Regions from separate parts of the Homo sapiens genome. Here region 2 is linked to region 1. A link is a loop called in an ENCODE intact Hi-C map of the cell type or tissue named here. Cell type or tissue: thyroid gland. All regions are shown on one strand. Links, peaks and the distances in the headings refer to the core of each region. The heading gives the core; the rest is flanking DNA. Region 1 has its middle 12 kb from the start of CRCP. Region 2 has its middle 40 kb from the start of TPST1.

Region 1 (15,905 bases), core at 1,696-9,695:
CTCAGGAGGCTGAGCCAGGATTGTTTGAGGCTAGGAGTTCAAGACCAACCTTGGCAACATTGTGAGACTCTGTCTCATTGGGGGAAAAAAAATGACCTCCTGCCTTGGGTGTCATTGGCAGGACTGGTGGGACCTGATGGGTATGGGTGGCCCCGTCAGTCACTGTCCATCTCCCTTCTTTCCCAGCGTCCCCTGGGCTCCCCCTGCCCTCATTCACCCCTTGCTGAACCTACCCTTTCCTGGACCATTCAGGCACCATCACGGGTATTGCTCAGGCTGAGGCCTGTACCAGCACCGCAAGGGTGACCTGTGACCTCCTAAGGGGCATGGTGTATGGAGTGGTAAGGTCAGCCATCCAGCTAGTATGTGATGCCAGCCACTGGGTTAGCTTCCTGCAAAACAGACACCTCCTCTACCCTAGAGAGTGATGTACAGATAAATTCCCCCACATTGACCTTGAGGGGAGGGTGACTGGGATGCAGGGCCTGGAGGGGACCTGCACCTTGCTGCAGTCAAGGGAGGCATGGCTACACCAAGCCTGCAGAGAGCCCTGAGGCCAGGCCAGGCACACGGCAAGTGTTCAGTAGAGAGCCCGTGGTGACACAGAGACCTCTTCTATGCAAATCTCACCAAACTCCTGATAAGAGATGTCTGAAATTAGAGGCCAAGTACGGTGGTTTATGCATGTAATCCCGACAGTTTGGGAGGCCAAGGTGGGAGGACTGCTTGAAGCCAGGAGTTCAGTTCAATACCAGCCTGGGCAACATAGCAAGATCCCAGCTACCACATTAAAAAAAAAAAAAAAAAAACAGGCCGGGTGCGGTGGCTCACGCCTGTAATCCCAGCACTTTAGGAGGCCAAGGCAGGTGGATCACAAGGTCAGGACTTCAAGACCAGCCTGGCCAAGATGGTAAAACCCCATCTCTACTAAAAATACAAAAAATTAGCCAGGCACTGCCTGTAGTCCCAGCTACTCGGGAGGCTGAGACGGGATACTGGCGTGAACCCGGGAGGCAGAGCTTGCAGTGAGCGGAGATCACGCCACTGCACTCCAGCCTGGGTGACAGAGCGAGACTCCGTCTCAAAAAAAAAAAAAAAAAAAAGCTGGATGCAGTGCCAGACACCTGTAATCCCAGCTACTCAGGAGGCTAAGGCAGGAGAATTGCTTGAACCCGGGAGGTGGAGGTTGCTGTGAGCTGAGATTGTGCCATTGCACTCCAGCCTGGGGAACAAGAGCGTGACTTCACCTCAAAAAAAAAAAATAAACCAAGCCAAGCCAGGCACAGTGGCTCACACCTGTAATCCCAGCACGGTGGGAGGCCGAGGCCAGTGGATCACTTGATGCCAGGAGTTCGAGACGAGCCTGGCCAACATATTGGAACCCCATCTCTAATAAAAATACAAAAATTAGCCGGGCGCAGTGGTGCACGCCTGTAGTCCCAGCCACTCAAGAGGCTGAGGCACGAGAATTGCGTGAACCTGGGAGGTGGAGGTTGCAGTCAGCTGAGACCATGCCACTGCACTCCAGCCTAGGTGATAGAGTGAGAGTCCTTCTCAAAAAAAAAAAAGAAAAGAAAAGAAAAAAACAGCCAAACTTTTTAAATAATTTCATTTTATTTTTAAAAAATCGAGATGGGCTCTATGTTTCCCAGGCTAGTCTCAAACTCCTGAGCTCAAGCCTTCCACCTGCCTCACCCTCCCAAAGTGCTGGGATTACAGGCATGAGCCACCACACCTGGCCTACCATGAATTTAATGGCTCAACATGTGTAATCTGATAATTCTGGACATCACAAGTCTGAAATTGGTTTTACTGAGAAGAAATCAAGTGTCAGCCAGGATCTAGAGGAGGATCCATTTCCTTGTTTTTTCCATTTTCTAGAGGCCACCTGCATTCCTTGGCTTGTAGTTCCTTCTTCCATCTGCAAGACCAGTGGTGTAGCATCTTCAATTCTCTCTCTGCTTCCATTGTCAATCTTTTTTTGTTTGTTTGTTTTTATTTTTATTTTTTGAGACATAGTCTCACTCTGTTGCCCAGGCTGGAGTACAATGGCGCAATCTCGGTTCACTGCAACCTCCTCTGCCTGGGTTCAAGTGATTCTCCTGCCTCAGCCTCCCAAGCAGCTGGGATTACAGGCACCTGCCACCAGGCCTGGTTAATTTTTTTTGTATTTTTAGTAGAGATGGGGTTTCGCCATGTTGGTCAGGCTGGTCTTGAACTCCTGACCTCAGGTGATCCAACCACTTCGGCCTCCCAAAGTGCTAGGATTATAGGTGTGAGACACCCCGCCCAGCCTAGTGCCATTACTTTTTTTTTTTTTTTTTTTTTTGAGACGGGGTCTCGCTCTGTCGCCCAGGCTGGAGTGCAGTGGCGTGATCTTGGCTCACTGCAAGCTCTGCCTCCCGGATTCATGCCATTCTCCTGCCTCAGCTTCCCGAGTAGCTGGGACTACAGGCGCCTGCTACCAGGCCTGGCTAATTTTTTTTTTGTATTTTTAGTAGAGACGGGGTTTCACCGTGTTAGGCAGGATGGTCTTGATGTCCTTACCTCGTGATCCACCCGCCTCAGCTTCCCAAAGTGCTGGGATTACAGGCATGAGCCTCCGCGCCCAGCTGTGCCATTACTTTCAATGGCAAAACCGGCAATTACTTTTGGACGGATACAATAGTAACATCAAGGATCACTGGTCATAGATCAGCATGACAGATATTATTACAATAATAGGCTGGCGCGGTGGCTCACACCTGTTATCCCAGCACTTTGGGAGGCCGAGGCAGGTGGATCACCTGAGGTCAGAAGTTCAAGACCAGCCTGACTAACATGGTGAAACCCCATCTCTACTAAAATGCTAAAAATTAGCTAGGTGTGGTGGTGCACGCCTCTAGTCCCAGCTACTTGGGAGGCTGAGGCAGCAGAATTGCTTGAACCCCAGAGGTGGAGGTTGCAGTGAACCAACATCATGCCATTGCACACCAGCCTGGGCAACAAAAGCAAAACTCTATCTCATTAAATAAATAAATAAAGCCTGAGCAACAAGAGTGAAACTCTATCTCAATAAATAAATAAATAAATAAAACAATAATCCTGGGCACAGAGGCTCACGCCTGTAATCCCAGCACTTTGGGAGGCTGAGGCGGGTGGATCACCTGAGGTCAGGAGTTTGAGACCAGCCTGGCCAACATGGTGAAACCCCATCTCTACTAAAAATACAAAACTTAGCTGGACATGGTGGCGGGCGCCTGTAATCTCAGCTACTCGGGAGGCTGAAGCAGAATTGCTTGATCCCAGGAGGCAGAAGTTGTAGTGAGCCGAGATTGCACCATTGCACTCCAGCCTGGGTGACAAGAGCAAGACTCTGTCTTTAAAAAATAAATAAAAAAATAGTGGCTGGGCGCGGTGGCTCATGCCTGTAATCCCAGCACTTTGGGAGGCCGAGGCAGGTGGATCACCTGAGGTCAGGAGTTCGAGACCAGCCTGGCCAACATGGTGAAACCCTATCTCTACTAAAAATACAAAAATTAGCCGGGTGTGGTGGCGGGAGCCTGTAGTCCCAGCTACTTGGGAAGCTGAGGCAGGAGACTTGCTTGAACCCGGGAGGCAGAGGTTGCAGTGAGCTGAGATCATGCCACTGCACTCCAGCCTGGGTGACAGAGGGAGACTCTGTCTAAAAATAAATGAATAAGTAAGTAAATAAATAAATAAATACATACATAAGAAAGAAGGAGGAGTGGGGGGGGGAGGAGGAGGAGGAGGAACGGGAGGAAACAGCCAGGCCGTGGCTCATGCCTGTAAAGGAGGAAGAGGAGGAGGAAGAAACAGCCAGGCACAGTGGCTCAAGCCTGTAAAGGAGGAGGAGGAAACAGCCAGGTGTGGTGGCTCATGCCTGTTAAAGGAGGAGGAGGAGGAGAAGGAAGAGGAGGAGGAGGAGGAGGAAGAAACAGCCAGGAGCAGTGGAGGAGCAGGAGATGGAGGAGGAGGAGGAAGAAGAGGAGGAGGAGAAAGAAGAGGAGGTGGAGGAGGAGGAGTGGAGGAGAGGAGAGGAGGAGAGGAGGAGGAGAGGAGGAGGAGGAGAGGAGGCGGAGAGGAGAGGAGGAGGAGAGGAGGAGGAGAGGAGGAGGAGGGGAGGAGGAGGAGAGGAGAGGAGGAGGGGAGGAGAAGGAGGGGAGGAGAAGGAGCGGAGGAGGAGGGGAGTAGAAGGAGTGGAGGAGAGGAGGCGGAGAGGAGAGGAGGAGAGGAGGCGGAGAGGAGAGGAGGAGGAGAGGAGGAGGAGAGGAGGAGGAGGGGAGGAGGAGGAGGGGAGGAGAAGGAGCGGAGGAGGAGGGGAGTAGAAGGAGGGGAGGAGGAGGGGAGGAGGAGGGGAGGAGGAGGAGGGGAGGAGGAGGAGAGAAGGAGAGGAGAAGGAGGGGAGGAGGAGGAGAGGAGGAGAGGGGGAGGAGGAGAGGAGGAGGAGGGGAGGAGGAGGAGAGGAGGAGGAGAAGGAGGTGGAGGAGGAGGAGAAGGAGGTGGAGGAGGAGGAGGTGGAGAAGGAGGTGGAAGAGGAGGAAAGGAAGAAGGGAGGAGGAGGAAAGGAGGGGGAGGAGGGAGGGGGAGAAGAGGAGGAGGGGGAGAAGGAGGAGAGGGAGGAGGAGAAGGAAACGGCGAGGCTTGGTGGCTTACACCTGTAGAGGAGGAGTAGGAGGAAGAAACAGCCAGGCTCCCTGGCTCAGGTCTGTAAAGGAGGAGGAGAATGAGGAGGAGGAGGAGAAGGAAGAAACAGCCAGGCCTGGTGGCTCTCACACCTGTAAAGGAAGAGGAAGAGGAGGAGGAGCAGGAGGAAACAGCCAGGCGTGGTGGCTCACGCCTGTAAAGGAGAAAGAGGAGGAAGAAACAGCCAGGCACAGTGGCTCAAGCCTGCAAAGGAGGAGGAGGAAACAGCCAGTTGCAGTGGCTCACGCCTGTAGAGGAGGAGGAGGAGACAGCCAGGCACAGTGGCTCATGCCTGTAAAGGAGGAGGAGGAGGAGCAGGAGGAAGAAGAAACAGCCAGGAAGGGTGGCTCATGCCGGTAAAGGAGGAGAAGGAAGAGGAGGAGGAGGAGGAAACAGCCAGGCGAGGTGGCTCACGACTGTAAAGGACGAGGAGGAGGAGGAAGAGGGAGAAACAGCCAGGTGTGGTGGCGCAGCCTGTAAAGGAGGAGGAGGAGGAAACAGCCAGGCGAGGTGGCTTACGCCTGTAAAGGAGGAGGAGGAGGAGGAGGAGGAGGAAAAAACAGCCAAGCGCAGTGGCTCATGCCTGTAAAGGAGGAGGAGGAGAAGGAAACTACATGGATTGGTGGCTCAGGCCTGTAAAGGAGGAGGGGAGGGGAGGGGGGAGGAGGAGAAGGAAGAGACGGAAACTGCCAGGCACGGTGGCTCATGCCTGTAATCCCAGCAATTTGGGGGGCAGCAGTAAGGAGGAAGGAAGGAGGAGGAAAAAGAATGAGGAGGAGGAAAGAGGGAGGAAGAAAAAGAAACAGCCAAGCGGGCTTGGTGGCTCATACCCATACTCCCAGCTACTCCAGAGGCTGAGGCAGAAGAAACGCTTGAACCTGGGAGGCGGAGGTTGCAGTTAGCTGAGATCGGGCTACTGCACTCCAGCCTGGGCGACAGAGTGAGACTCCATCTCAAAAAAAAAAAAAAGAGCCAGGTGCAGTGGCTCACGCCTGTAATCCATCTATTTGGGAGGCTGAGGCGGGAAGATTGCTAGAAACCCAGGCGTTTGAGACCAGCCTGACCAACATAGTGAGACCCTGTTTTTACAAAAATAAAAATTTAAAAAAAAATTAAAAATTAGCCAGGAATGGTGGCACAAACCAGTCATCCCAGCTACTCAGAAGGCTGAGGCAAGAGGATCACTTGAGCCCAGGCGGTCAAGGCTGCAGTGAGCTATGGTCAAACCACTGCACTTGAGCCTGGGCAATGGAGTAAGACTCTGTCTCAAAAAAATAGTAATAAAGTTTGAAATACAATAAGAATTACCGAAATGTGACACAAAGACAGCGAATGAACACATGCTGTTGGAAAAACGGCACCAATACGCTACCTCAACACAGGGTTGCCACAATCCTCTAGTATGTTAAAAAATGGGCCACGCATGGTGACTCACGCCTGTAACTCCAGCACTTTGGGAGGCTGAGATGGGAGGATTGCTTGATGCCAGGAGTTCGAAACCAGCCTGGTCAACATAGCGAGACCCCCCCCCATCTAAATTGTTTTAAATATTATTATTATTATCTTTTTTTTTTGAGACAGAGTCTTGTTCTGTCGCTCAGGCTGGAGTGCAGTGGCACAATCTCAGCTCACTGCAAGCTCCGCCTCCTGGGTTCACGCCATTCTCCTGCCTCAGCCTCCCGAGTAGCTGGGACTACAGGTGCCCGCCACCACGCCCGGCTAATTTTTTTGTATTTTTAGTATATATGGGGTTTCACCGTGTTAGCCAGGATGGTCTCGATCTCCTGACCTTGTGATCCGCCCACCTCAGTCTCCCAAAGTGCTGGGATTACAGGCTTGAGCCACTGCGCCCGGCCTATTTATATTTTTAAATTTAAAAAATGTTAAGGAATGCAATATCTCTGAAGCACAATAAAGTGAAGTAAAAAAAAAAAAATGAGGCCAGGCACAGTGGCTCACACCTGTCATCCCAGCACTCTGGGAGGCCAAGGTGGGTGGGTAGCCTGAGATCAGGAGTTCGAGACCAGCCTGGCCAAACATGGTGAAACCCCATTTCTACTAAAAATTCAAAAATTAGAAGGGCATGTTGGTGCATGCCTGTAGTCCCAGCTACTCTGGAGGGTGAGGCAGGAGGATCTGTTGAGCCCCAGAGTTTGAGGCTTCATTGAGAGTTCTCATCATGTCACTGTACTCCAGCATAGCTGACAGAGTGAGACCCTACCTAAGAAAAAACTTATAAAATGGTGTATTAAGCCTGGGCTCGGTGGCTCATGCCTCTAATCCCAGTACTTTGGGAGGCCAAGGCGGGCGGATCACGAGGTCAGGAGTTCAAGACCAGCCTTGCCAACATGGTGAAACACTGTCTCTACTAAAAATAGAAAAATTAGCCAGGCATGGTGGTGCACGCCTGTAATTGCCACAGCCATCTCAACCTTCAGGAACCACTACCCTGATCAGTCAGCAGCCACCAACATCGAGGCAAGACCCTCCACTAACAAAAATGTAATGACTTACTGAAAGAAAACTCAGATGATCATTAATATTTTAAGCATTATTTTTAAGTTAAGGTATATACTTTTTTTTCTTTCTTTCTTTCTTTTTTTTTTTTTTTGAGGCAGAGTCTTGCTCTGTTGCCCAGGCTGGAGTGCAGTGGCGCATTCTCAGCTCACTGCAAACTCCGCCTCCCGGGCTCAAGCAATTCTCCCGCCTCAGCCTCCTGAGTAGCTGAGATTACACGCATGTGCCACCAGGCCCAGGTAATTTTTGTATTTTTAGTAGAGATGGGGTTTCTCCATGTTGGCCAGGCTGGTCTCAAACTCCTGCCCTCAGGTAATCTGCCTGCCTTGGCCTCCCAAAGTGCTGGGATTACAGGCGTGGGCCACCGCACCCGGCCTGTACATTGTTTTTATAGACATAATTTTATCGCATACTTAAGAGACTACAGAGGCGGGTGGATCATTTGAGGTCAAGAGTTCGAGACCAGCCTGACCAACATGGTGAAACCCCATCTCTACTAAAATACAAAAATTAGCCAGGCAGAGTGGCATGTGCCTGTAATCCCAGCTACTCGGGAGGCTGAGGCAGGAGAATCACTTGAACCCAGAAGGTGGAGGTTGCAGTGAGCCAAGATCACGCCACTGCACTTCAGCCTGGGTGACACAGCAAGACCCCCTCTCAAAAAATAAAAAAGTTAATTAATTAATAAAAGACTACAGAAGAGTGTAAACATAACTTTTTATTTTTTAAAGGAGGGTCTCACTAAAAGAGGCAAGAATGCAGTGGCATGATCATAGCTCACTGTAACCTTAAACGCCTGGGCTCAAGTGATCCACCTCCCTCAGCATCATGAGTAGCTGAGACTTTAGGTGTGTGCTGCCACATCCGGCTAATCTTTTTATTTTTAATTTTTTAGAAAGTGATTCTTGCTGTTTCCCAGGCTGTTCAAGACCAGCCTAGGCAACACAGGGAGACACCCATCTCTTAAAAAAAAAAAAAAAAAAAAAGTTTTCATTATTCTGGCATGGTGGTGCACACCTGGGGGATCTTGGCTCACTGCAACTGCCACCTCCCAAGTTCAATTGATTCTCCTGCCTCAGCCTCTCGAGTAGCTGGGATTACAGACATGTGCCACCATGCCTGGCTAATTTTTTATATTTTTAGTAGAGATGGGGTTTCTCCATGTTGGTAAGGCTGGTCTCGAACTCCTGACCTCAGGTGAGTCACCCGCCTCAGCCTTCCAAAGTGCTGGGATTACAGGCATGCGCCATCATGCCTGGCTAAGTTTTTGTATTTTTAGTAGAGATGGGGTTTTCTCCATGTTGGTCAGGCTGGTCTCGGACTCCCAACCTCAGGTGATTCAGCCGTCTTGGCCTTCCAAAGTGTGAGATTACGGGCATGAGCCACCGCGCCTGGCTGCAATTTCTTTTTTTTAATTTATTTTTATTTATTTATTTTGAGATGGAGTCTTGCTCTCTCGCCCAGGCTGGAATGCAGTGGCGTGATCTCAGCTCACTGCAAGCTCCGCCTCCCGGGTTCACGCCATTCTCCTGCCTCAGCCTCCCAAGAAGCTGGGACTACAGGTGCCCACCACCACACCCGACTAATTTTTTGTATTTTTAGTAGAGACGGGGTTTCACCATATTAGCCAGGATGGTCTCGATCTTCTGACCTCGTGATCTGCCCACCTCGGCCTCCCAAAGTGCTGGGATTACAGGCCCGAGCCACCGTGCCCGGTCGCAATTTCTTAAAATAAGACAACATTGAAGTTTGCAGCATCAATTGACTTCCACCGTCACTGTAGGATGTGATGCTGTTTGATAGCATTTTACACACGGCAGAACTTTTTTCAAAATTAGAGTCAATCTTCTCAAACCCTGCTCCTACTTTATCAACTAGGTTTTTATGTAGTATTCTAAATCTTTTGCTGTTATTTCAGCAATATTCACAGTATCTTCACCAGAAGTACATCCCATTGGAAGAAACCAATTTTTTTGCTCAGTCATAAGAAGCAATTGCTCATTCATTCAAGTTTGCTCATGGGATTGAGCAATTCACCTCCAGCTAATTTTTTTTTTTTTTTTTTGAGATGGAGCCTTGCCCTGTTGCCCAGGCTAGAGTGCAGTGGCACAATCTCTGCTCACTGCAACCTCTGCCTCCCGGGTTCAAGCGATTCTTCTGCCTCAGCCTCCTGAGTAGCTGGGAGTACAGGCGCGTGCCACCACACCTGGCTAATTTTTGTATTTTCAGTAGAGACGAGGTTTCACTGTATTGGGCAGGCTGGTCTCAAACTCCTGACCTCGTGATCTGCCCGACTCAGCCTCCCAAAGTGCTGGGATTACAGGCTTGAGCCACCGCACCCGGCCACAAAATATATTTCTTTTCTTTGAGATGGAGTTTTGCTCTTTCGCCCAGGCTGCAGTGAAGTGGCACAATCTCGGCTCACTGCAACCTTTACCCCCAGGTTCAAGTGATGCTCCTGTCTCAGCCTCTTAAGTAGCTGGGATTACAGGTGTCCACCACCATGCCTGGCTAATTTTTGTATTTTTAGTAGAGATGGGGTTTCACCATGTTGTTCAGGCTGGTCTCGAACTCCTGACCTCAGGTGACCCACCCACCTCAGCCTCCCAAAGTGCTGGGATTACAGGCCTGAGCCACCGCACCCAGCCCCACCTTTTCTTCTACAGCTTCCTCACCCCTCTTTGCCTTCATAGAATTCAGGAGAGTTAGAACCTTGCTCTGGATTAGGCTTTGGCTTAAGGGAATGTTGTGACTGGTTTGATCTTCTATCCAGACCAAACTTTCTCTGTATCAGCAATAAGGCTGCTTTGCTTTCTTCTCATTCGTGTGTTCACAGGAGTAGCACTTTTAATTTCCTTCAAGAACTTTTCCTGCCAGGCACGGTGGCTCATGCCTGTAATCCTAGCACTTTGGGAGGCCAAGGCAGGCAGATCATCTAAGGTCAGGAGTTCAAGACCAGCCTGGCCAACATGGGGAAAACCCGTTTCTACTAAAAATACAAAACATTAGCCGGTTGTTGGCACGTGCCTATAATCCCAGCTACTTGAGAGGCTGAGGCAGGACAATCACTGGAACCCCGGGAGCAGTGGTTGCAGGGAGCCGAGATTGTGCCATTGCACTTCAGCCTGGGCCACAGAGCGAGACTCCGTCTCAAGAGAGAGAGAGAAAAAAATAACTTTTCCTTTGTGTTCACAACTTGGTTAATGGGTACAAGAGGCTTTGCTTTTGTTCTTTCTCAGTCTTCAACATGTCTGCCTCATGATGTTTAATCATTTCTAGCTTTTGACATTAAGTGAGACATGTAGGACCCTTCCTTTCACTTTAACACTTAGAGGCCATTGTAGGCTTGTTAATTGACCTAATTTCAATATTGTTCTGTCTCAGGAAATAGGGAGACTCAAGAGGGCAAGAAGGCATGAGACGGAGGCACAGTTGGTCAGAGAGGCAGTTAGAACACACACATTTGTTGATTAAATTCACCATCTTAAATGGGCATGGTGTATGATGCCCAAAACAACTGTAGTAGTAATATCAAAGACCACTGATCACAGATCACCACAGCAGATATAGTAATAATTAAAAATTTGGGCTGGGCATGGTGGCTCAAGCCTGTAATCCCAGCACTTTGGGAGACAGAGGCGAGTGGATCACGTGGTCAGGAGATCGAGACTATCCTCGCTAACATGGTGAAACCCCGTCTCTACTAAAAAATACAAAAAATTAGCCAGGCGTGGTGGCCGGCGCCTGTAGTCCCAGCTACTCAGGAGGCTGAGGCAGGAGAATGGCGTGAACCTGGGAGGCGGAGCTTGCAGTGAGCCGAGATCACGCCACCGCACTCCAGCCTGGGTGACAGAGCGAGACTCCGCCTCAAAATAAATAAATAAATAAATAAAATAAAAGTTTGAAATACTGCCAGAATTACTGAACTGTGACACAGAGGTATGAAGTGAGCATGTGCTGTTGGAAAAATGCCACTGACAGACTTACCCAACACAGGGTTGCCACAAACCTTAAATTTGTAAAAAATGCAGTTTCTGTGAAGCACAATAAATCAAAGTGGAGTATAACAAGGTGTGCACATATGTGCTATGTCTGATTTATACTAAGTGTTCAATAAATAATAGTTGCTATGATTAATACATAAGGGCCTAGTGGGTCAAGATAAAGCTGGTTTGAAATAATAATAACAATTAGGACTGACATGTTTTTGTTTTTGGGATGGAGTCTCACTCTGTTGCCCAGGCTGGAGTGCAGTGGCACGATCTTGGTTTATTGCAACCTCCACCTCCTAGGTTCAAGCAATTCTCCTCCCTCGGCCTCCTGAGTAGGTGGGATTACACCAGTGTACACCACTACACCTGGCTAATTTTTTTATTTTTAGTAGAGACGGGGCTTCACCATGGTGGCTAGGCTGGTCTCGAACTCCTGACCTCAGGTGATCCCACCGCCTCGTCCTCCCGAAGTGCCGGGATTACAGAAGTGAGCCACCGTGCCTGGCCAGGACTGCTATGTTTTCAGTGTTTTTTATGTGCAAAGTACTATATGTGTCTATCTGTTGTCTTTTGCTGTGTAAGGAGACATCCCAGGTTGTAAAACAACTGTCACAATTATTACCTCTGATAATTCAGGGGGTTGAATTAGCTAGGAGGTCTTGCTTATGGTTCCTCATATGTTTACAGTACTGGCTGAAATCCTGTCTCAAAAGGAAGTGAGTCATGAAGACCAGACCATGTTTTTATTTTTATTTTTTATTTTATTATTATTATTTTTTGAGATGGAGTCTTGCTGTGTCACCCAGGTTGGAGTGCAGTGGCCCGATCTCTGCTCACTGCAAGCTCCACCTCCCGGGTTCACGCCATTCTCCTGCCTCAGCCTCCCAAGCAGTTGGGACTACAGGTGCCCACCACCACACAGGGCTAATTTTTGGTATTTTTAGTAGACACGGGGTTTCACTGTGTTAGCCAGGATGGTCTCTGTCTCCTGACCTCGTGATCCTTTCACCTTGGCTTCCCAAAGTGCTGGGATTAGAGGCATATGCCACCAAACCCGGCCTTCATTTTTATTTTTATTGTTCGAGATGGAGTCTTGCTCTGTCACCCAGGCTGGAGTGCAGTGGTTTGATCCTGGTCACAGCAACCTCCGCCTCCTGGGTTCAAGCAACTCTCCCTCAGCCTCCCAAGCAGCTGGGATTACAGGCATGCACCACCATGTGGGATCATTTCAAAAGCTTCCTCAGTCACACGTCTTGTATTTAGACTGGGAAGACTCGAATGGCTGAGGGCTGGGACAGACAGGACATCTCACAGTATAACTGTGTGATCTCTCCATGTAATCCCTCCAGCATGGTGGTGTGGAGGCAGCTGGGCTTCTTATAGGCTGGCTTCATGCTCCAAAGGCCCATAGCCCCAGAGAGAGCCAGGTGGGAGCTGCATTACCTTTTCTGACGCAGCCTCAGCAGTCATGCAGTCTCTTTGACCACATTCTACCTCTTAGAAGTGAGTCAGGGCCAGACGTGGTGGCTCATGCCTATAATCCCAGCACTTTGGGAGGCTGAGGTGGGCAGATCACCTGAGTGAGGTCAGGAGTTCAAGAGCAGCCTGGCTAACATGGTGAAACCTCATCTCTACTAAAAATACAAAAATTAGCTGGGTGTGGTGGCACATGCCTGCAATCCTAGCTACTCGGGAGGCTGAGGTAGGAGAATCGCTTGAACCCGGGAGGCAGAGGCTGCAGTGAGCCAAGATCGCGCCATTGCACTCCAGCCTGGAAAACAGAGGGAGGCTCTGTCTCAAAAAAAAAAAACAGAATTAGAAGAAGTAAGTTGGCCAGGCACAGTAACTCTCACATATAATCCCAGCACTTTGGGAGGCTGAAATCGGAGAATCATTTGAGCCTAGGAGTTCGAAACCAGCCTGGGCAATGGTGGTGAAACTCCATCTTTACAAAAAAATACAAAAATCTACCGAGAGCAGTGACTCACACCTGTAATCCCAGCACTTTGGAAGGCCGAGGTGGGCGGGTCGCCTGAGGTCAGGAGTTTGAGACCAGCCTGGCCAACATGGTGAAACATCATCTCTACAAAAAAATACAAAAATTAGCTGGGCGTGGTGGCAGGCACCTGTAATTCCAGCTACTTGGGACCCTGAGACAGGAGAATTGCTTGAACCCAGGAGGCAGAGGTTGCAGGGAGCTCAGACCGCGCCATTGCCCTCCAGCCTGGGCAACAGGAGTGCTACTCCATCTCAAAAAAAAAAAAAAAAAAAATCAGCTGGGTGTGGTGGTGAGCACCTATGGTCCCAGCTACTCAGGAGGCTAAGGTGGGAGGATCGCCAGAGCCCAGGAGGTCAAGGCTGCAGTGAGCCGTGATTGCGCCACTGCACTCCAGCCTGGGATACACAGTGAGATCCTGTCTCAAAAGAAAAGGAAGTAAGTCAGGAAGGCTAGACCATGTTCAAGGTGGGGAGGAGTTAGACTCCACTCCATGAGGGGTGTCAGAGAATTTGCAGACATGGGCTGGGCATGGTGGCTCACACCTGTAATCCCAGCACTTTGTGAGGCCAAGGCAGGCAGATCACAAGGTCAGGAGTTCGTGACCCGCCTGAACAACACAGTGAAACCCCCATCTCTACTAAAAATACAAAAATTAGCTGGGCAGGGTGGCAGGCACCTGAAATCCCAGATATTCAGGAGGCTGAGGCAGGAAAATTGCTTGAAACTGGGAGGCGGAAGTTGTGATGAGCCAAGATCATGCCACTGCACTCTTGCACTCCAGCCTGGGTGACAGAGCGAGACTCTGTCTCAAAAATAAAATAAAGAAATAAAGTAATAATAATAATAAGTGTGTAGCTCCTCCCCTCGTCTCTTGGTCCTGCTCCCCTTCACCTTTGTCATGAGTAGAAGATCCCTGAGTCCTCCCCAGAAGAAGATGCTGCCTTTCTTCCTCTAGAGCCTGTGGAACTGTAAGCTGATTAAACCACCTTTTTTTTTTTTTTTTTTTTTTTTTTTTGAGACAGTCTTGCTCTGTCGCCCAGGCTGGAGTACAGTGGCAGAATCTCGGCTCACTGCAAGCTCCACCTCCTGGGTTCACACCTTTCTCCTGCCTCAGCCTCCCAAGTAGCTGGGACTACAGGCACCCACCACCACGCCTGGCTAATTTTTTGTATTTTTTAGTAGAGACAGGTTTTCACTGACAGGATGGTCTTGATCTCCTGACCTCGTGATCCTCCCACCTTGGCCTCCAAAAGTGCTGGGATTATAGGCGTGAGCCGCCACGCCCAGCCAAACCACCTTTCTTTATAAATTATCTAGTCTCAGGTATTTCTTTTTTCTTTTTTAGTCTCAGGTATTCCTTTTTTTTTTTTTTTAAGACAGAGTCTTGCTGTGTTGCCCAGGCTGGAGTGCAGTGGTGCAATCTCAGCTCACTGCAAACTCTGCCTCCTGGGTGAAGAGATTCTCCTGCCTCAGCCTCCCCAGTAGCTGGGATTACAGGTGTGCGCCACCACGCCCAGCTAATTTTTTTTGTATTTTTTAGTAGAGACGGGGTTTCACCATGTTGGCCAGGCTGGTCTTAAACGCCTGACCTCATGATCTGCCTGCCTCAGCCTCCCAAAGTGCTGGGATTACAGACATGAGCCACCATGCCCGGCCTTCAGGTATTTCTTTATAGAAGTGTGAGAATGGAGTAATACAGAAGTCCTAAATCAGTCTCACTGGGTTAAAATCAAGGTGTTGGTAGGGCTGCAGTCCTTTTTTTTTGAGTCAGAGTCTCGCTCTGTTGCCCAGCCTGGAGTGCACGATCTTGGCTCACTGCAACCTACCCCTCCTGGGTTCAAGCAATTCTCCTACCTCAGCCTCCCAAGTTGCTGGGATTACAGGCGCCTGCCACCACACCCAGCTAATTTTTTAAATTTTTAGTAGAGACAGTGTTTCACCATGTTGGCTAGGCTGATCTCAAACTCCTGACCTCAAGTAATCCGCCTGCCTTGGGCTCCCAAAGTGATGGGATTACCGGTGTGAGCCGTGGCACCCAGCTGGGCTGCAGTCCTTTCTGGAAGCTTCACAGGAGAATCTGTTTTCTTGCCTTTTCCAGCTTCTACAGTTACCTACATTCCTTGGCTCATGGCCCCTTCCTCCATCTTCAAAGGCAGGAATATTGCATCTCTCAGATCATTCTTCCCTTCCCTAGCCACACCTCCCTTGGGCTCTGACATCAGGTGAGAATGATTTTATGCTTTTAATGATCCATGTGATTATGTTGATACCACATAGAAAATCCAGGATAATCTTTTCTTCTTAAGGTCCATACCCTTAATTGTCATGGTGATCAGCGACTATCCAGGACCAGAGGTGCAGACAGTAAAAAGAATGTTTACTCGGCTCACTGCAACCTCCGCTTCCCGGGCTCAAGTGGTTCTCCTACCTCAGTCTCCTGAGTAGCTGGGATTACAGGCGCCTGCCACCATGCCCGGCTAATTTTTGTATTTTCAGTAGAGATGAGGTTTCACCATGTTGGCCAGGCTGGTCTTGAACTCTTGGACTCAAGTGATCCACCCGCCTTGGCCTCCCGAAATGATGGGATGACAGGCATGAGCCACCGCACCTGGCCTACCGGGTATCATTCGAACACCCAGCTAACTCCCTACTCTAAGTCACACCTGAGCCATTTTATCATGGGGGCTGTCAGAGGCACTGCTGTTTTTCAC
Region 2 (15,905 bases), core at 3,367-11,366, 64 kb after region 1:
ACTGAGACAGGTGGCTTACCTGAGGTCAGGAGTTTGAGACCAGCCTGGTCAGCATGGTGAAACCCTGTCTCTACAAAAATACCAAAACTAGCCAGATGCAGTGGTGCAGCCTGTAGTCCCAACTACTCAGGAGGCTGAGGCATGAGAATGGCTTGAACCTGGGAGATGGAGGTTGAAGTGAGCTGAGATCACACCACTACACTCCAGCCTGGGTGACAGAGTGAGACTCCATCTAAAAAGAAAGAAAATTAATAAGGGGACCAGCAGATTTCCCAGACAAGGCTTTTGCTTTGTTTTTTTAAGGTGGAGTCTTGCTCTGTTGCCCAGGCTGGAGTACAGTGGTGTGATCTCAGCTCACTACTGCAACCTCCACCTCCTGGGTTCAAGCAGTTCCCTTCCCTTAGCCTCCCAAGTAGCTGGGACTAAAGGCATGCACCACCACACCTGGCTAATTTTTGTATTTTTAGTAGAGATGGGGTTTCTCCATGTTGGCCAGGTTTTCTCGAACTCCTGACCTCAAATGATCCCCCTGCCTCAGCCTCCCAAAGTGCTCCCAAAGTTACAGGCGTGAGCCACCTCACCCAGCATGATTTAGATAAGACTTTGAAGCTTAGACTTTTAAGGGTGATGCTGAAACAAATTAAGACTTCTTGGGGTTATTAGGATGGAATGAAGATATTTTGGATGTGAGAAAGATATGGATTAGGGGAGCTAGGGGAGAATGCTATGGTTTGAATGTTTTTCTCTTCTCCAAAAATTTATGTTGAAATGTAATCCCCATTACAATAGTATTGGGAGGTGGGGCCTAATGGGAGGTCATGAGGGCTCTGCCCTCATTAATGGATTAATACCACTGTATAAAGGGCTTACTGCCATGTGAGGACACACATTTCATCCCTTTGTACCCTCTGCCTTGTGCCATGTGAGGATCCAGCAAGAAAGCCCTTATCACACCAGATGTGGGCACCTTCTGCTTGGACTTTCCAGCCTCCAGAACTGTGAGAAATACATTTCTGTTCTCTGTAAAGTACCCAGTCTGTAATATTCTGTAATAGCAGCACAAAATGGACCAAGACATTTTGCTTTCTCCTCAGGCCGATCCCAAGACACAAAAAATGTCCTGCTAATTAGTGAAGGAGTTCACTGGCACAGACCCAATCTGCAGACAAAGAAATGGCTGCCTTTTCAAATGCCTACTTTCCAACAACAAAAATCACAAATTGTATTTAAAAAAACAAGGCCGGGTGCGGTGGCTCACGCCTGTAATCCCAGCACTTTGGGAGGCTGAGGCAGGTGGATCACGAGGCCAGGAGATCAAGACCACCCTGGCTAACACGGTGAAACCCTTCTCTACTACAAATACAAAATATTAGCCGGGCGTGGTGGCGGACTTCTGTAGTCCCAGCTACTCTGGAGGCTGAGGCAGGAGAATGGCATGAACCCGGGAGGTGGAGCTTGCAGTGAGCCGAGATAGCGCCACTGCAGTCTGGCCTGGGCAAAAGAGCAAGACTCCGTCTCAAAAAAAAAAAAAAAAAAAAAAACCAAGGTAACATGGACTATTTCAAGGAAGAAAATGAAGTGGCAGAAATTATATCTGGAGAGGCTGGGAGCACTAGCTCACGCCTCTAATCCCAGCACTTTGGGAGGCCGAGGCAGGCAGATCACTTGAGGTCAGGAGTTCAAGACCAGCCTGGCCAACATGGTGAAACCCCGTCTCTACTAAAAATACAAAAATGAGCTGGGTGTGGTGGTGGGCACCTGTAATCCCAGCTACTCAAGAGGCTAAGGCAGGAGAATCACTTGAACCCGGGAGGTTGCAGTGAGTTGAGATTGCACCACTGCACTCCAGCCTGAGTCACAGAGCAAGACTGCATCTCATAAAAAGAAAATAAAGAAATTATTCCTGAAGAGACACAGGTATCAGACTTACTAGACAAAGACCTTAAAACCATCTTAAATATGCTTGAATAGTTAAAGAAAAGCATGGACAAAGAACTAAAGGAAATCAGCAAAATTATATATTAATAAAATGAGAATATCAATAAAGAGATAGAAATTATAAAAAGAACCTAAGCAAAAATTCTGGAGATGAAAAATACAATAACTAAACTGAAAAATTCAGTAGAGTCAATGGAAGGATCGAGCAGGTAGAAGAGAATGAACAAACTTGAAGAAAGTACATTTGAAATTACTTTGAGGAGCAAACAGAAAAGAACAAACAGTCCAGGCATGGTGGCTCATGCCTGTAATGCCAGCACTTTGGGAGACTAAGGCAGGCAGGTCACCTGAGGTCAGCAGTTCAAGACCAGCCTGGCCAACATGGTGAAACCTCATCTCTACTAAAAACACAAAAATTAGCTGGGCGTGGTGGCAGGCACCTGTAATCCCAGCTACTCTGGAGGCTGAGGCAGGAGAATCACTTGAACCCAGGAGGCAGAGGTTGCAGTGAGCTGAGATCGCGCCACTGCACTCCAGCCTGGGCGACAGCAAGACTGTCTCAAAAGAAAAAAAAAAAACCTGTCAACTAAGGATTCTATACATGTAAAAGTGTCCTTTAGTTACTATTAAAAAGAAAGTAACTAAGATGCCAGAAATAACAAGTGTTGGAGAGGATATGGAGAAAGTGGAACCCTTATGCACTGTTGCTGGCAATTTAAAATGGTGCAGCTACTATGGAAAACAGTGTAGCAATTCCTCAAAAAATTAAAAATAGAATTATTATACAATGTAGCAATTCCATATCTTTGTATATAGCTCGCCCTCTGTATCCATGGTTTTTTTGTTTTTTGTTTTTTTTTGAGATGGAGTCTCACTCTGTTGCCCAGGCTGGAGTGCAGTTGCACAATTTCAGCTCCCTGCAACCTCCACCTTCCGGGTTCAAGAAATTCTTGTGCCTCAGCCTCCTGAGTAGCTGGGATTACAGAAGTGCACCACCATGCCCAGCTAATTTTTGTATTTTTAGTAGAGACGGGGGTTTCATGGTGTTGGACAGGCTGTCTCAACTCCTAAGCTCAGGTGATCCACCCACCTCAGCCTCCCAAAGTGCTGGGATTACAGGTGTGAGCCACTGCGCCCAGCCTGTATCCATGGGTTCTGCATGTTGATTCAACCAGCTACACATGGACATTGTAGTTAGGCCTATGATGATTGTGTCTGTTCTGAAGATGTACATACCTTTTCTTCTATCATTATTCCCTAAACAATACAGTATAACAACTATTTACACAGCATTTACATTGTATTGGGTATTATAAGTAATCTAAAGATGATTTAAAGTATACAAGAGGATATGCATAGATTATATGCAAATACCACCTCATTTTAAATAAATGACTTGAGCATCTGTGGATTATGATATCCTCAGTGTGTCCTAGAACCAATCCCCTGTGGATACTGAGGGATGACTGTATACACAAAATAATTGAAAGCAAGGTCTTGAAAAAATATTTATACACCCATGTTCACAGCAGTCTTATTCACGGTAGCAAAAAATGGAAACAGTCTGGGCGCAGTGGCTCACACCAGTCACCCAGCACTTTGGGAGGCCGAGGCAGGTGGATCACTTGAGGTTAGGATTTGGAGACCAGCCTGGCCAACATGGTGAAACCCTGTCTCTACCAAAACAACAACAACAACAAAAAGTAACCCAGCATCGTGGCACATGCCTGTAGTCCTAGCTACTCGGGAAGCTGAGGCAGGAGAATCACCTGAACCCAGGAGGTGGTGGTTGCAGTGAATGGAGATCACACCACTGCACTCCAGCCTGGGCAACAGAGTGAGACTCTGTCTCCAAAAAAAAACCATACACACACACACACACACACACACACATACACACACACAATATGGAAACAATCAGTGTTCATCAGTGAATAAATGGATAAGCCAAATGTGGCATATACATACAATGAAATATTATTCAGCCTTAAAAAACAAAAAAATTTTCAGACATTACAATATGGATGACCCTTAGGGATATTATGCTAGATGAAGTAAGCCAGTTACACACAAAAAATATTGTATGATTCCACTTATAGAAGGTACTTAGCATAGTCAAAATCATAGAGACAGAAAGTAAAATGGTGGTCTCCAGGGGGTGGGTGGAGAGGGGTTGGAAGTTATTGTTTAATAGGTATATGTTTTTTGTTTTACGAGATGAAAAGAGTTGTGGAGATAGATGGTAGTGATGGTTTACAACATTTTAAATATATTTAATATCACTAGACTGCACACTTAAAAACTGTTAAGGCAGGGCACGCACGGTGGCTCACGCGTGTGATCCCAGCACTTTGGGAGGCCAAGGTGGGAGGCTCACTTGAACCCAGGAGTTCCAGACCAGCCTGGGAAACATGGTCAGACTTCATCTCTACAAAAATTAAAAAAATTAGCTGGTTATGGTGGCATGTGCTTGTAGTCTCAGCTACTCAGGAGGCTGAGGGAAGAGAACTGCTTGAGCCCAGGAAGTCAAGACTGCGGTCAGCTGTGTTCGCACCACTGCACTCCAGCCTAGGCAACAGAGAGAGACCCTGTCTCAAAAATTAAAAAAAAAAAAATTAGACCAGGCATGATGGCTCACGCCTGTAATCCTAGCACTTTGGGAGACTGAGGTGGGTGGATCACCTGAAGTCAGGAGTTTGAGACCAGCCTGGCCAACATGGCGAAACCCTGTCTCTACTAAAAATACAAAAATTAGCCAGGCCTGGTGGCGGGTGCCTGCAGTCCCAGCTACTGAGGAGGCTGAGGCACGAGAATTGCTTGAACCCAGGAAGCGGAGGTTGTGGTGAGCCAAGACTGTGCCACTGCACTCCAGCCTGGACAACAAGAACGAGACTTCGTCTCAAAAAAAAATTAAATAAAAATGGTTCAAGGCATGTGAAATACAAAGACAATTTAGATATCTCTGCTTTTTTTTTTTTTTTTTCTGAGACAGGGTCTCACTCTGTTGCCCAGACTGGAATGTAGTGGTGTGATCTTGGCACACTGCAACCTCCAATTCCCAGGTTCAAGCAATTCTTGTGCCTCAGCCTCCCGATAGCTGAGACTACAGGTGTGCACCACCATGCCCGGCTAATTTTTGTATTTTTAGTAGAGATGGATTTTGCCATGTTGACCATGCTGGTCTCGAACTCCAGGCCTCAAGGGATCCTCCCACCTTGGCTTCCCAAAGTGCTGGGATTACAGGCATGAGCCACTGCACCATGCATCAGCAAAACAGATAGGTTGGAAACCTCACCCTTAGCATCTCAGATGTGACCTTATTTGGAGACTAGGTTTTTTGACACTGGTAATCAAGTTGAAATGAGGTCATTTGGGTGAGCCCCAGTCCAATATGACTGTTGTCCTTATAAAAAGGGGAAATTTGGACACAGAGACACACGTAGAGAGATGATGTGAAGAGACACGTGAGAAGACAGCCAACTATAAACCAAGGAGAGGGGTCTGGAACAGAGCTCTCAGAAGGAACAAACCTGGCTCCCACCTGTGACCCCAGCACTTTGGGAGGCTAGGCGGGCAGGTGACCTGAACGCAAGAGTTTGAGATCAGCCTGGGCAACGTGGCAAAACCCCATCTCTAAAAAAAATCCAAAACTTAGCTGTGCATGGTGGTGTGCACCTGTAGTCCCAGCTACTCAGGAGGCTGAGGATGAGCCCAGGAGGTTGAGCCCAGGAGGTGGAGGTTGCAGTGAGCCAAGATTGCACCACTACACTTTAACACTTTAGCCTGGGTGACAGAGTGAGACCCTGTGTCAAAAAAAAAAAAAAAGGAATCAACCCTGTCATTACCTCTAGCCTTTGGACTGTGAGACAATACATTTTTCATGTTGAGAAAGAGAAAAAAATAAACTAAGCATTTAACTCTTAACATTCTAGGTCATTCACCATTTGGCTTCCAATAATATTTCCAACTTTAAATCTCTTGTGGCTGAGTGCAGTGGCTCTTGCCTGTAATCCCAGCACTTTTGGTGCCTGAGGCCGGAGGATCACTTGAGGTCAGCAATTTGTTGCCAGGTTAGGCAACAAAGTGATTCCCCATCTCTATAAAAAATTTTTTTAGGCCAGGCGCAGTGACTTGCGCCTGTAATCCCAGCACTTTGGGAGGCTGAGACGGGTGGATCACCTGAAGTCAGGAGTTCAAGACCAGCCTGGCCAACCTGGCAAAACCCCATCTCTACTAAAAATACAAAAAGTAGCCATGCATGGTGGTGCACACCTGTAGTCCCAGCTACTCGGGGAGGCTGAGGCAGGAGAATCGCTTGAACCGGGAGGTGGAGGTTGCAGTGAGCCAAGATTGTGCCATTGCACTCCAGCCTGGGCAACAAAGCGTGATTCCGTCACACACATACAAAAAAAATTTAATTATCTGGCATGGTGGCACACATCTGTAGTACCAGCTACTCAGGAGGCTCAGGTGGGAGAATGGTTTGAGCCCGGGAGGTCCAGGCTGCAGTAAGCCGTGACTGTACTGCTGCAACCCACCCTGAATGACAGAGTGAGACTCTGTCTTAAGAAAAAAAATTATCTTGCAGAACCTTCTATTCCAGCTGAATGGGTTCGCACGTAAATTTTCATCAATTTTTATTGAGTGTCTATGACGCAAGGTTTAGGACTACGCAGTGCAAGGCTTAGTTAGGACTAGGCAGTGGAGACATGATATGACTCAGACAACCAGGTCCCCTGCCTTCTGGGAGAGGAGATGCTAAATGACCAAGATCACAATTCACCACTGAATTACAACTGTGGTAAGAGTTACAAAGGAGAGTGCGCTAAGAACCTGACCTTTTCTGGGAGACACAGGAAAAGTTCTTTGAGCAAGTAATGTTTGGACACGAAGGATAAGTAGAAGTTAACCAGTGGAGGAAAGAACATTGTGCGAAGATATTTTGTGTTTTCCCTTCTCTGTGCTTTTGTGTATTCAGTTCCATCTGCTTATACAGCATGCCTGTTTCAAGTATCCAAATCCTAACTCAAGATTTGGCTCCTGGCCTGGCGCGGTGGCTCACATCTGTAATCCCAGCACTTTGGGTGGTGGAGGCAGGTGGATCACTTGAAATCAGGAGTTCGAGGCCAGGCTGAGCAACATGGTGAAACCCCGTCTCTACAAAAATATAAAAATTAGCTGGACAGGTGCCTGTAATCCCAGCTACTCAGGGGGCTAAGGCAGGAGAATCGCTTGAACCTGGGAGGCAGAGGTTGCAGTGAGCTGAGATTGTGCCACTGCACTCCAGCCTGGATGACAGATTGAGGCTCCATCTCAACAACAACAACAACAACAACAAAAAAGCTTTGGCTCCTGCCCTGCTTTTTCTGGAAAGCCATTCCTGACCATCTTACAAAGTACTCTATCCTTGCAATACATTGGAGGAGTTTGTAAAACAAACTTGTTATAAGCTATACATGGCCTTGTGATGTTTTTGTGATTCTTGCCTTGCTCTGTTATGTAAATCCAGGAGTCACTTTTGATTCCAGTTCTATCCAATCCACTTACTTCAGTTTTATGTCCATGAAGGACTTCCTGGGAAAAAAATTAGAGGATTTGGTTTTGAAATAATCTTTAATTTTTTAATTGTATGATAAGACACAGATACAAAAAAAATCAAAAACAAACAAATAAATAAATAAATAAAAACACAAAACATGTGAACTGGCCGAGCTGTGGTGGCTAACAATTGTAATCCCAGCACTTTGGGAGGCTGAGGCAGGCAGACCACCTGAGGTCAGGAGTTCGAGACCAGCCTGGCAAACATGGCAAAACCCTGTCTCTACTAAAAATACAAAAATTGGCCAGGTGCAGTGGCTCACGCCTGTAATCCCAGCACTTTGGGAGGCCGAGGCAGGTGGATCACGAGGTCAGGAGATTGAGACCATCCTGGCTAACATGGTGAAACCCCATCTCTACTAAAAATACAAAAAATTAGCCGGGTATGGTGGCGGGCGCCTGTACTCGGGAGGCTGAGGCAGGAGAAAGGCGTGAACCCAGGAGGTGGAGCTTGCAGTGAGCCGAGATCGCACCACTGCACTCCAGCCTGGGTGACAGAGCGAGACTCCGTCTCAAAAAAAAAAAAAAAAAATTAGCTGGGAGTTGTTGCAGGCACCTGTAATCCCAGCTACTTGGGAGGCTGAGGCAGGATAATTGCTTGAACCCGGGAGGTGGAGGTTGCAGTGAGCCGAGATACCCCTACCACACTCCAGCCTGGGCAACAGAGCAAGACTCCATCTCAAAAAAACAAAACACAAACAAAAAAACCACGGACAAAAGGAGAGAACTATTATTATTACTATGTTATTATCATCATTATTATTATTTTTTAGAGATAGGGTCTCACTCTGTCGCCTCCAGCTGGAGTGCAGTGGCACGATCATAGCTCATTTGCATCCTTGAACTCCTGGGTTCCTGTGTCAGTGTTAGGATTGCAGGCATGAGCCCCTGCACCCGACCTAAGGAGAGAATTATAAATAAAATGTGTTAATTATAAATCATAGTTTTATGAATTTTAAGGAGAGCTTATAATTGTAACTACCACTCAAGGACAAGAAGTAGACTGGCTGTGGTGGCCTATACCTAGAATCCCAGCACTTTGGGAGGCTGAGATGGGAGGATTGTTTGAGGCCAGGAATTTGAGACCAGCCTGAGCAACATAGCAAGACACTGCCTCTACAAAAAAAAAAAAAAAAAAAAAAATCCCAACAATTAGCTGGGTATGGTGGCATGCAGCTGTAGTTCCAGCTACTTGGGAGGCTGAGGTGGGAGGATCGCTTGAGCCCAGGAGTTTGAGGCTGCAGTGAGCTATGATGGCGCCACTGCATTCCAGCCTGGGCAACAGAGCATGACTGTATCTCCAAAAAAGAAAAAATGAAAGAACTCTTTTACAGCCACTACGGAAACCTCCCTTTTGTCCTGTCTCAAATACAATGACCTTTCTCCTGCTTAAAGCACCCACAATCCTGACTTCGCAGAAACCATTTCTTTGGGGGTTTTTTTTTTACAGTTTTATTACTATTCCTTACCATGATAGTTTTCTCTTGCACTTTTGTCCACTTTAACATGTCTTTTAAGACTCTGGCTGGGCGCGGTGGCTTATGCCTGTAATCCCAGAACTCTGGGAGGCTGAGGCAGGCGGATCACTTGAGGTCAGGAGTTCGAGACCAGCCTGGCCAACATGGTGAAACCCCGTCTCTACAAAAATACAAAAATTAGCTGGGCAAGTGCCTGTAATCCCAGCTACTCAGGAGGCTGAGGTGGGAGAATCACTTGAACCTGGGAGGTGGAGGTTGCAGTGAGCCCAGATCGGGCCATTGCCCTCCAGCCTAGGCAACAGAGCAAGACTCTGTCTCAAAAAAAAAAAAAAAAAAAAAAAGACTCTTTCTAGAGGATCACCCTCGATTCGTTTCTTTTTACTTTATTTTATTTTACTATTTTTTTGTAGAGACAGGATCTTGCTATGTTGCCCAGGCTGGTCTTGAACCCCTGGCCTCAAGCAATCCCTCTGCCTCAGCCTTATCCCTTTTTATTCTTTTTTTTTTTTTTTTTTTGAGATGGAGTCTCACTCTGTCGCCCAGGCTGGAGTGCAGTGGCAAGATCTCTGCTCACCACAAGCTCCGCCTCCCGGGTTCACACCATTCTCCTGCCTCAGCCTCCTGAGTAGCTGGGACTACAGGCGCCCGCCACCACGCCCGGCTAATTTTTTTGTATTTTTAGTAGAGACAGGGTTTCACCGTGTTAGCCAGGATGGTCTCGATCTCCTGACCTCGTGATCCGCCCGCCTCGGCCTCCCAAAGTGCTGGGATTACAGGTGTGAGCCACCGCGCCCGGCCCCCTTTTTATTCTTACAGTTTCATGATGAAGAGCCCAAGAAGTTTGACCTGTAGAATTTCACATAGTCCTGGATTTTGCTGATGGCTTACTTATTGCACAGTTCAACTTGTTAATTGTCTTATGTTTTTCCTTCATTTTAGCAGCTGGATCCATAAGCTCAGTCAGATTCACACTTGATCCCTTTGGCAACACTATAGGTGGTATTGTGATCCTTCCTTATGAGGGACATAGTGTGTTTTTGTGACTTACGCTGCAAGATATAGTTTGTATAGGGCAGGCAAGATGAATGTTTGATTCTTTCCCATTTTTTGCCTATTTTCAAGGTAATGAATTGGCTTCTCTTTTTTTGAGACTGGGACTTATTCTTGCTGCCCAGGCTGGAGTGCAGTGCTGCCATTACAGCTCACAGCAGCCTTGACTTCCCTGGCTCAGTTGATCCTCCCACTTCAGCCTCCTGAGTAGCTGGGACTACAGGCATGTGCCACCACGCCTGGCTAATTTATTGTATTTTTAGTAGAGACGGGGTTTTGCCATGTTGTCCAGGCTGGTCTGGAACTCCTGGCCTCAAGCGATCCACCTGCCTCGGCCACCCAAAGTATTGGGGTTACAAGTGTAAGCCACTGTGCCCGGCCAATTTCATGCTTTTTTAAGGCTGAATAAGAGTCCATTGTATGTGTATCCTGCATTTTGTTTATCCATTCGTCTGCTGATGCACATTTGGCTTGTTTCCAACTTTTAGCTATTACAAATAATGCTGCTATGGACACTGGCATGCAAGTATCTGAATCCCTGCTTTCTGATCTGAGTATGTATCTACGAGTGGAATGACTGAATTGCTTAGTAATTGTGTGTTTATCTTTTTGAGGAACTGCCAAACTGTTTACATAGCAGCTGTACCATTTTATATTCCTACCAGCAATGCACAATGTGGTTCCCATTTCTCCACATTCTTGCCAACCCTTGTTATTTTTCATTTTCTTTTTTAAATTTGTTTTTCATATCAGCCATCCAAATGGGTGTGAAAGGGGATGTCATTGTGGTTTTGATCTGCATTTCCCTAATGATTCATGATACTGAATATCTTTTCATGTACATTTCAATCTGTATCTATATCTATATATATATATATATATCTTCTTTGGAGAAATGCCTACTCAAGTCCCTTGCCTTTTTTAAAATTTTTAATTTAATTTAATTTTTTAGTGACCATGACCCAAGACACAGCCCTCAGGAGATCCCGAGAACATGTGCCCCCACCCTTGCCTTTTTTTTTTTTTGGTGGGGGCAGATGGAGTTTCGCTGTTGTCTCCCAGGCTGGAGTGCAATGGCAAGATCTCAGCTCACTGAAACCTCCGCCTCCTGGGTTCAAGTGATTCTCTTGCCTCAGCCTCCCGAGTAGCTTGGATTACAGGCGCCCGCCACCATGCCCAGCTAATTTTTTGTATTTTTAGTAGAGATGGGGTTTTCAACATGTTGGCCAGGCTGGCCTCGAACTCCTGACCTCAGGTGATTCACCTGCCTTGGCCTCCCAAATTGCTGGGATTACAAGTGTGAGCCACCATGCCTGGCGATTTTTAAATTGATGTTTTGTTGTGTTTTTTAGTCACAGGAATTCTTAATGTATTCTGGATATCAATCTTTATCATATATGTGAATTGCAAATATTTACTTCCAATCTGAGGGTTGTATTTTTACTCCTCTGATGGTGTTCTTTGATTAGTTCTCCCTCCCCTTTTTTAATCTTTGTGAGACAGGATCTCACTGTGTCACCCAGGCTGAAGTGCAGTGGTGCCGTCATAGCTCACTGCAGCCTCGACCTCCTGGGCTCAAGCGATCTTCCCTCCCAGGTAGCTGGGACTACAGGTGTGCACCATCACTCCCAGCTTTTTTTTTGAGACAGAGTTACACTCTTGTTGCCCAGGCTGGAGTGCAGTGGCATTATCTCGGCTCACTGCAACCTTCTTCGCCTTGTGGGTTCAAGCAATTCTCCTGCCTCAGCCTCCCAAATAGCTGGGATTATAGGCATGCACCACCACGCCCGACTAATTTTTGTATTTTTAGTAGAGACGGGGTTTCGCCATGTTGGCCAAGCTGGTCTCGAACTCCTGACCTCAGGTGATCCGCCTGCCTCAGCCTCCCAAAGTGCTGGGATTACACTATGTTGCCTGGGCTGGTCTCGAACCCCTGGCCTCAAGTGATCCTCCCACCTCGGCCTCCCAAAGTGTTGGGATTACAGGTGTGAGCCACTGCACCCTGCCCCCATTTTTAATTAACAAGCAATTTATGGGGAGATATTTGAGAGAAATATTCTCTTACCACATTTTTACTCACTACTCTTATATTCTAGTGATGATTCTTGCCTCAACCAATAGCTACTAGTTTTCAACACCAACCACATTCCAGGTGCTGCACTAAGGGCTCTGCATGCCTTATCCCTATGTCATAGAGGAGGAAACCAAAGGTGCAGAGTGAAAAAATGGCCCAGGCACTCCCAGGGAGCAAGTACTGGAGGCGGAGGCAGACAGCTGGGTGCAGTGGCTCACACCTGTAATCACAGCACTTTGGGTGGCTGAGGCAGGAGGATCGCTTGAGTCCAGGAGTTTGAGACCAGGCTAGCCAACAAAGTGAGTCCCCATCTCTACAAAAAAATTTTTCAGGGCCAGGCGCGGAGGCTCACGCCTGTAATCCCAGCACTTTGGGAGGCTGAAGTCGGGGATCAACTGAGGTCAGGAGTTTGAGACCAGCCTGGCCAACACGGCAAAACCCTGTCTCTACCAAAAATTACAAAAATTGGTTGGGCATGGTGATGCACGCCTGTAGTCCCAGATACTCAGGAGGCTGAGGCAAGAGAATCCCTTGAACCTGGGAGGAGGAGGTTGCAGTGACCCAAGATCGCGCCACTGCACTCCAGCCTGGGCGACAGGGTGAGACTCTGTCTCCAAAAAAAAAAAAAAAAAAAAGATGCAAGTCGACCTAGACCTGTCTGCTCCAGAGCTAGAGATCACGTGCTTGGGCTTGGGAAGCAAGTGTTTGCTGGGAACTCGAAACGCCCAAGCATCAGATCTATTGAGCAATCCTGTTTCTAAAGCTCCTTCCCCGTGGTTCCCAAATACCCCTGACCAAGGAGGAGGATGGAGCAAGTAGACTTTAGGGCTGGGGGCTGTGACATGCTGGGTATGGCTTGCAGCCAAGAGTCAATCTTCCCTTCACTCCCCCTAGAGTACTAGCTACTCAGAATGAGCCTCTGTTAGAAGCTTCGTGGGTCATTAATTACATGTCTGCCGTGTCCTGCGTGCACGGCTGGGTCAGTGGCTGTGTTCGTAGAACCGGAAGACCCATGTTGTCCTTGCACAGGGCAGGGGCAGAGAGTCCCAGGAACCTGGTGGGTTCTGGGTTAAATGCTCTCTTTTTCCCCCTTGTGGGGCCTTAGCTGGAAGGGCCAGAACATGGGCAGGGTGGGGTCCTGGGGGCAGGGAGCCAGAGTCTTGAGTCATAGGGACACCAAGGAGTCAGGGCCAGGGCAGGGTGCGCTGAGCCAGGGAAACCAGAGGACAGCCAAGGTCTGAATGCTGGGAGATGCGGAAGTCACCGATGCAGGCGAGGTCACAGGAGGGGACTGCAGTCAGGATTGGAGCCAAGAACAAGCCCCGGTGAGCCAGGATCACATAGGACCAGGGCAGCAGAGCCTGAGCATGTATTTGCAGATCTCTGATGCTGGAGGCTTGCTCACCCTCTGGCCCACCCTCAGCCCTCATGTAATATGAGGAACAAATGTATGTTGTAAGCCACTGGAATGTTGGGGTTGTTTGTTACTGCAGCAAAAACTGACTAAGAAGCAGCTTAATGAAAAGAAAACAAAAAATACACCACCTCCTCAAACCAAAGCTCTCTTGTGAACATTCCTTCATTCATTTATTTTGGGGGATGGGGTCTCACTCTGTTGCCCAGGCTGGAGTGCAGTGGTGTGATCTCGGCTTACTGCAACCTCCACCTCCCAGGCTCAAGTGATCCCCCCACCTCAGCCTCCCAAGTAGCTGGGACCACAGATTTGCACCACCATGCCCAGCTAATTTTTGTATTCTTTGTAGAGATGGAGTTTTGCCCTGTTGCCCAGGCAGGTCTCGAACTCCTGAGCTCAAAGCAATCCACCCCCATCGGCCTCCCAAAGTGTTGGGATTACAGGCCTGAACCACTGCGCCCAACCTATGCATTCTTGTGAACATTTAAACAATACGGATGTATATAAAATAAAACATGAAGTTCTGGCAGGGCGTGGCAGCTCATGCCTATAATCCCAGCACTTTGGGAGGCTGAGGTGGGAGGATCACTTGAGCCCAGGAGTTGGAGACCAGCCTGAGCAACATAGTGAGACCCCATCTCTACAAAAAATAATTTTTAGAAAAGCATTGCATAGTGATGCATGCCGGTATTCTCAGCTATATGGGAGGCTGAGCTGGGAGGATCACTTGAACCCTGGAGGTTGAGGCTGCAGTGAGCTGTGATTGCACCAATGCACTCTAGCCTGGGTGACAGAGTGAGGCCTTATCTCAGGAAAACAAAAACAAAAAAAACACATAAAATTCCTCTTCATCTCCCTCCTGATCCTGAAGGAGTCATCATTGATAACATTTTGGTGTATATACTTTCAGAGAGCCAAGTTTTGAAATGGCTGTTTACTAATCTTAGTGAAATAAAATTCACACTTATGGATGCAGGAATTAACAGAAGAAAATATGTCAAGACACATAAAAATGATAAGAAATCAAAACTTTGGACACAGAGGCTCACGCCTGTAGTCCCAGCACTTTGGGAGGCTGAGGTGGGCAGATCACTTGATGTTAGGAGTTTGAGACCAGCCTGACCAACATGGTGAAACCCAGTCTCTCTCAAAAATAAAAAAGTTCACTGGGCATGGTGGCACGTGCCTGTAATCCCAGCTACTCGGGAGGCTGAGGCGGGAGAATTGCTTGAACCTGGGAGGCAGAAGTTACAGTGAGCCAAGATCGTGCCACTGCACTCCAGCCTGGGCGACAGAGAGAATCCATCTAAAAAAAAAATTAAATTCAAATTTCATTGTTCATAAATCAAGTTTTATTGAAACATAGTAATGCTTTTTTGTTTGTTTTGAGACAGGGTCTTGCTCTGTTGCCCAGGCTGGAGTGCAGTGGTGCCAACACAGCTCACTGCAGCCTTGAACTCCTGGGCTCAAGCAATCCTCTCATCTCAGCCTCCCAAGTAGCTGGAACTACAGGTGTGCACCACCATGCCCAGCTACTTTAAAAATTTTTTTTGTAGTGACGGGATCTTGCTATGTTGCCAGGGCTGTTCTCCAACTCCTGGGCTCAAGCAGTCCTCCTGTCTTGGCCCGCCAAAGTGCTGGGATTACAGGCATGGGTCACCATCATGCCCGGCCCATGCTTATTGGTCTATATATTGTTTATGGCTGCTTTCATGCTAAAACAGCAACGTGGAGTATTTTGGCAGAGACTTTATAGGCTGCAAAGCCTAAATAATTTACAATATGGCTCTTTACAGAAAACATCTGCTGATCCTTCATCAGCCAAATTAGCATTTGGCATACTGCCACCTTTATTTTCTCTCTCTCTTTGGATCTTTTTTTTTTCTAAACCATTTAAAATAAATTATAGATATGACACTTGTCCTTATATACTTTGGCAATGATATGGTTTGGCTGTGTCCCTACCCAAATCTCGTCCCGAATTGTAATAATCCCCACATGTCAAGGGCGGGGCCAGGTGGAGATAATTGAATCACGGGGGTGGGTTTTTCCCATGCCATTCTCCTGCGAGTGAGTAAGTCTCATGAGATCTGATGGTTTTATAAAGGGGAGTTCCCTGCACACACTCTCTTGGCTACCACCATGTAAGATGGGCCTTTGCTCCTCCTTTGCCTTCTGCCATGATTGTGAGGTCTCCCCAGCCATGTGGAACTGTGAGTCCATTAAACCTCTTTCTTTTATAAATTACCCAGTCTCAGGTATGTCTTTATTAGCAGCATGAGAACAGATTCATACAAGCATGTAACTCTAAGAGCAGGTGTATTCTCCTACATAAACCACATCACAGTTAACC

The links. Peaks named below come from ENCODE experiments on the same cell type or tissue, not always from the same donor. Only the 100,000 strongest peaks of a DNase experiment are listed, where the experiment ranks them.
Region 2: a loop joins it to region 1, with 4 times the contacts of the local background. A loop is called at or near these places in 2 of 110 quality-filtered maps.

Annotation. Positions count from the first base shown.
Region 1 is chr7:66,095,000-66,110,904 of GRCh38, forward strand. No RefSeq gene overlaps it. Among named protein-coding and RNA genes, the nearest start is that of CRCP, 12 kb to the right of the region's middle. RefSeq lists an enhancer at 5,206-5,767. In thyroid gland, for the core only: no CTCF peak of the experiment used is centred there; a DNase peak (open chromatin) is centred at 5,272; H3K4me3 peaks cover 1,119 bases; H3K27ac peaks cover 1,191 bases.
Region 2 is chr7:66,157,559-66,173,463 of GRCh38, forward strand. No RefSeq gene overlaps it. Among named protein-coding and RNA genes, the nearest start is that of TPST1, 40 kb to the right of the region's middle. In thyroid gland, for the core only: no CTCF peak of the experiment used is centred there; a DNase peak (open chromatin) is centred at 7,003.